Regions from separate parts of the Homo sapiens genome. Here region 2 is linked to region 1. The links are chromatin contacts, found by Hi-C in ENCODE. All regions are on one chromosome and are shown on one strand. Each heading gives the region's core, a stretch centred on a gene start or an enhancer-like site at or near the end of the contact. The rest is flanking DNA. Distances are from core to core; before and after follow the strand shown.

What was found. A loop is a pair of places that touch in the nucleus more often than their neighbours do. Pooled maps may share reads with other maps.
Region 2: a loop to region 1 is called in a pooled map, with 5 times the contacts of the local background. The contact joins the enhancer-like site here to the promoter of CACNG2 in region 1. A Hi-C loop is called at or near these places in 4 of 50 pooled maps.

What each region holds. Positions count from the first base shown.
Region 1 is chr22:36,702,428-36,705,247 of GRCh38, reverse strand. It overlaps CACNG2 (calcium voltage-gated channel auxiliary subunit gamma 2), which reads left to right and starts at 1,496. Exons shown (of 4, transcript NM_006078.5): 1 at 1,496-2,820. The coding sequence starts at 2,672. CACNG2-DT (CACNG2 divergent transcript) reads right to left here and starts at 1,372. Exons shown (of 4, transcript NR_134623.1): 1 at 1,256-1,372.
Region 2 is chr22:36,976,868-36,980,115 of GRCh38, reverse strand. No RefSeq gene overlaps it. Among named protein-coding and RNA genes, the nearest start is that of LL22NC01-81G9.3, 13 kb to the right of the region's middle. Within about 2 kb of position 1,940, at least 12 of the 41 ENCODE cell types and tissues checked have a DNase peak (open chromatin) inside an H3K27ac peak, as active enhancers do.

The sequences.
Region 1 (2,820 bases), core at 247-2,746:
CTGGCTGAACTTGCTAGGTTCCCTGCTGTATGGGATCAGCAGATTAGCCCTCTCCATTCCTGTACCCATCCCCATCTTCACAGGACAAGAAACCAAAGTGGAGAAGTCTTCAGCCTGCAAATATAGCTCTTGCTGTACCCCAAAGGTACCTTAGCAGAGGTTGAGGAAATCTTGGTTCTGTTCTCCAGACACCAGGACCCTCTCCCAGATACCAGAAGCACAGCAATTGCCCCTCATGGGAGCCTTTCCCTTCTAAGAAAAGAACAGAGTGGGAGAAAGGAAGTTTTGTGCTGGGCGAAGAAACAGGTAGTTTTTCTATGTCAAAAAAAATACACTGGTCATACCTGCAGACCAACTCTGACCTGAGCGAAGGAAGTTAGGCAATGGACTTTACACCAAAGAAAGACTGTTTTTAATTCACTCATCTTTTATATACCTCTGATAATCACCAGACCACTGAGAAAGATGTCAAGCAAATAATCTCAAGAAAAAAAGTAGAGGGAGAGAGAAGAAAGTACTGAATAATTGAATTATGGGATTGAAACCTCTCAACTCCCCCTGCCTCAATAGACTCATCATACTCACATCCTCTCCAGGGTCCCCCCCGCAACACACACACACACAAAATATCAAAAACATGAACCCATCTCATGCCTCATGTGCTCTTACTCACTTAACCATAAAAGTGATCAGAGAAAAAAATGTAATCCGTAGCAGCAGGAATTAATGTGCTTCTTTCTACCAGAGGTCACGTTAAGGAAAAGTTGCACATAAGAGAAATGAAAGGTGACACTGTAATTAACCCACAAACAATGATTCTTCTGAGAAAGAGGGGAGGGTTTCGGTGTTCCAGTGTTCATGGAAGGAAGATTTTTTATCTCTTCCCAACCAGTTTATGAATGACATAGGATACTTAGAAGGATTCACATTTCACCCACTTCCCCTGAGAACATGTTTATCCTTGCAATGAAAATCATTGCCCAAGCCCCAGCTACGAGTCGCCCTTTTGCACCCTTTTCCACGAATAATCTTCCCAAAATGTCTGCTTGTAGAAGCAAGATTTGGAATTTCACGGAAAACTACAGAGAGACACAGAGCAATGCACACCCCCTGGTAAGCCAGAGAGAGACAAAGAGAAGAGAGAGGAAAACCGAAAGAAGATACATCTAACGGACCAACAAAATAAAACAAATCCCCAGCAAAGCAAAGTGAAAACAATGATTTAAAAAACACATAAAGACGTGTTTGTAATTACCCGTCCAGGTTACATGTTCGCCGCTTCCAGGCAGAGAAACGGCTGGTTGAAGTTTTGTGCCCGTCTGACTGTGATGGGAGGGTTGTATTTGAAGCTCTGGGCACGTAGAGATGGAATGAGAAGGAGGCTGAGCTGGAAGAAACACCAAGGGGGGAGGGAAGGGGGGAGAGAGAGAGAGAGAGAGAGAGAGAAAGAGAGAGAGAGAGAGAGAGAGAGAGAGAGAGAGAGAGAGCGCGAGCTATCTCTAGCTACGCCTTCCTCTAAGCTCCGGGAGCCCAGGAGAGCGCTCATTTTAGGATTTGGGAGAGGGGTAAAAAGAGGAAAGGCGGCCCCCGCTCTGCGCTGGCCTTGCTGCCCCGGGGAGGGAGGACTCTGGCCAGCGCCCCCCTCCTGGCGGGCGGCCCTGGGAGCCAGCCGGGGAGCGCGCGGAGCGGGCGGCGCAGGGAGCTGTCCGGTTCAGCACCACCCGTAATGCAGTAGGTGGGAGCGCCTCCGCGGGCGCCCAGCCGGTAGCGAGTGGGGGGCAGGCGCGCGGCCCACCCTGCAGCAAGACGCCGGCTCCCTCGTTTCCAGGAGCTTTGCAGATAGGGGGAGGGAAATCCGCCTCGATTCTCCAGGAGAAACCCCCTCTCTCCCCCACTTCGCCAACACTACCCCCGCCACCAACAACAATAACCGCCGCCGCTGCTCGTCCTGCTGCCGCCGCCGCCGCCGCGCCTGCCCGCCCTGCCGCCGCCGCCGCCGCCGCCGCCGCTGCCCGGGCAAAACCATGGAAAGCGAGACCCCCGCACCTGTGCAGCTGAGCTCAAGGGCTTACAGAATACTGGGAAGTCTGGTCTGAAACGAAAGCGCCGAGACCCCCCAAGGAAGAGAACTGGCGAAGCAAAGGATTTTCATGGCGCAGGCCGCAGAGCCGAGAACGAAGACCGAAGGTTGCATCTCGGCTCTCACAGTCTCTAACTGTCTAGGTCCCGACCATGAGAAATGGTGTTGAGAATTCGGCTGTTCCCTGGTTCACTGTGGAAGCCATCTCCAAATTAACTATCACATATGGAAACTGGAGACCAGAATTTTAGAAAAAGAGATTAAGGCATCTCACTTGGGGGGGTGGGGGGTGTCTTTTTATTTTTTTTTTCCTTTTCTTTTTAAAAAAAAAACACTGCAACTGGAACAGTTTCTGATCTCAAAAGGCAAGCCTCTTCCCGTGTGATCTTTATAATTTACACTCTTTTCCGTGAGCTTTCTTACCTCCCTTTTTTTATAACTCTCCATATTCTCTATTCATACATATATCCATTATATTAGTAGTGGAATAATTTTTATTTTTATTTATTTTTTTTGGCTTTAGTACTTGCACCCTCACACACACTCTCCCGAGAACCAGAAGTCGGTTGGGTGTTTATATAATGAAGAATTATGGGGCTGTTTGATCGAGGTGTTCAAATGCTTTTAACCACCGTTGGTGCTTTCGCTGCCTTCAGCCTGATGACCATAGCTGTGGGAACCGACTATTGGCTCTACTCCAGAGGGGTTTGCAAGACCAAAAGTGTCAGTGAGAATGAAAC
Region 2 (3,248 bases), core at 691-3,190, 270 kb before region 1:
GCCTTTTTTTTTTTTTCAGACAGAGTTTCGCTCTTGTCACCCAAGCTGGAGTGCAGTGGCACGATCTTGGCTCACTGCAACCTCCGCCTCCCAGGTTCAAGTGATTCTCCTGCCTCAGCCTCCTGAATAGCTGGGATTACAGGCAACCACCACCACGCCTGTCTAATTTTTTGTATTTTTAGTAGAGACAGGGTTTCACCATGTTGGGCAAGCTGGTCTCTAACTCCTGACCTCAGGTGATCCGCCTGCCTCAGCCTCCCAAAGTGCTGGGATTACAGGTGTGAGGGCCATTTTTTTTTTTAAGGTACAGATGGGGTCTTGCTATGTTGCTCAGGCTGGTCTCAAATTCTTGGGCTCAAGTGATCCTCCCTCCTGAGCCTCCCAAAGTGTTGGGATTATAGGCAGGAGCCACCGCACCCAGCCTCAGGTGACATTTTAATGGGGAGAGGATGGTGGTGCTGGAGTCATCCAAGGGACACGTCCTGATGCTGTTAGGAGCCAGCTAGAGTTTGGTCTTCCCTTAGTGCTGAGGTTAGGAGAGAGTTTTTCTGTGCCAAGAGCCCTGCAGTTCAGTGGGTGGGACCTGACAACTCCTCTTATAGGAAGACACCCTCTTGCTAGTCTTTTTTTTTTTTTTTTTCTTTTTTGAGACAAAGTCTTGTTCTTTCACCAGGCTGGAGTGCAATGGCATGATCTCGGCTCACTGCAACCTCCACCTCTTGGGTTCAAGCGATTCTTCTGCCTCAGCCTCCCGAGTAGCTGGGAGTACAGGCACCCGCCACCACATCTGGCTAAATTTTGTATTTTTAATAGAGAGGGGACTTCACCATGTTGGCCAGGATGGTCTCGATCTCCTGACCCTATGATCTGCCTGCCTCGGGTTTACAGGCATGAGCCACTGCGCCCGGCCCCTCTTGCTATTCTTCAGCAGCCTTGGAGTGAGAAACCTGAGGCCCCTGTCCTTCCCTGGAACAGAGAAACCTGCTGTCTCACATGCATATATGCACACACACACACACACACACAAACACACTGTACATGAACTTACACACAGACATCTAAGGCCGGGCGTGGTGGCTCACACCTGTAATCCTAGCACTTTGGGAGGCCGAGGTGGGTGGATTGCCTGAGGTCAGGGATTGGAGACCAGCCTGGCCAACATAGTGAAACCCCATCTCTACTAAAAATACAAAAATTAGCTGGGCATGGTGGCGGGTGCCTGTAATCCCAGCTACTCGGGAGGCTGAGGCAAGAGAATCGCTTGAACCCAGGGGTGGAGGTTGCACTGAGCCCAAATTGAAATTGAACCACTGCACTCCAGCCTGGGTGAAAAAGCAAAACTCCGTGTAGAAAACAAAACAAAACGAAACAAAAACCAGACATCTAAGCACGTTTGTACAAGCAGGTGCACGCAAACATGATGCACACACACAAATATACATATTTGTACACATACACACCTAGGCACAGCATACGAAAGCATTGCTAACTTAAGTCCAAATACAAGGTTGCCAGTCGGCTTCATGGGCATGCAGCCTATAACCTGTGCAGTCCCAGACGGCTCATTCTCAGAGGGCGCTGCACTTGATTTAATGCCCTACTGTTACAATATTGAGATTCTTAATAATTTTTGAACAAGGGGCCCCCACATCTTCATTTTGCACTGGGCCCTGCATGTACAGATGCACACACAGGTGTTCTCTATCTCATTCTGTCTTGCCCTCTCCCCTATCTTGACTTCACATTGGAAGTTCCCACACATCTCCATCCTCAACTCTGAAATCCAAGGGCTTAAAATGAAAAGGGAAAACTGCAGCTGGGAGCGGCTGCCCCTGCGGAAGGGGGGTTGAAGTAATGTCTGTCGCTGACCTGTAGGTGGCAGCACAAGCCGAGCCAAGCCTCAGCAGCGGACCGGAAGGAAGGAGGCGGGGCTGGGAGGAGATGGGTGTCACCGCGTCACTGGTGCAATCCTTCTACAAACGGCACGGAGATTTCCCAAAGCACAAGATTCTGCGAGGGATTGTCTCACTAACCCATTCTTCTACCAATTCAGTTTTAACAGTTTTCTTTCTTTCTTTCTTTCTTTCTTTTTTAATTTTCTGATTACAAATGCAACATTTTTTATTATAGAGAATAGCGTCTAAACGAAAGTAAAAATCATCCATAATTAGATACTTTTTGGTTCTTTTTATTTACTTATTTTAGAGTCAGGGTCTCACTCGGTCACCCAGGCCGAGTGCAATGGCGAGATCTTAGCTCAATGCTGCCTCGAACTCCTGGGCTCAAGCGATCCTTCCGGGGACTACAGGTGTGCGCCACCAGACCTGGCTAACTTTTTTTTTTCTATTTCATCCCGTGGCTAACAATGCCTGACTTCCTGGGAACGCAGCCCAGTAGCCCAGCCCCTGTTCAAAATGGAGTCACTCTGGTTTGAATGCCTGTAACAGTTCCAGCTCCCCCTTGGACCTCTTTTCCAGCACCTCTGTCAGCCTGGCTTACTTAGTGCTCCTCTGGCCAGCTCTGCTCCGCTGCGGGGGCCGCTCTTGGAGGAGGTGTGCGTGTCCCATAGGGGCACCTACACTGCACAGCGCCCCCGTGAGGGAGATGCACTGGCTCAGCAGCTCCCCATACTGCCTCGGGTCCTGCCCTCCTCTAGGGCACACCCCACAGCCTTGGCCTGCTGGGGTGTTCTCACCCAGTTGTCTGCCCCCTTGGATGGGCTCTGCGTGGCCACTCACGCCTCACTCCCTTCCTTGGGGTCCACGTGCATTTTGGAAGCTCCTTCATCCTGTGGCGTCATGGGGTGGAAGTGTGGCAGCCCCACTAGCCTCCATCCCCCGTGGTCTCCCTCCAACCCTCTCCTCCCTATCAGAAGGCAGAGAGCACAGCAAGGTCCGGCAGGCACGATGGGTTGTTCTCACTGGGGAACAAAATGTGAGTCTCCCCTTAGTGAAGACCGCCAGGCTCTACCATTGCTCCTCTGGGAGATATCCTCACCTGGCTTGGGGCAGAGGAGCTCACCCCAGCTCCTTCTTCACGGTAAGGGGGAAGGAAAAGCCACAGTTTTTCTTACCTGGCCAAGCACTCACCTCTCTGACACTTCTTCCCTCTCTCTCTAGCCCAGGTCTCCCTGGCCCAGAGGAGGGCCAGAGTGTGTTAGTGAGGATGTGGGGTTGCAGAACCCTGAGAGGGCATCTGACCCCCACTGTTTATGGTTCTCTGCAGATGTGGGCTCTTTGATGACTCTT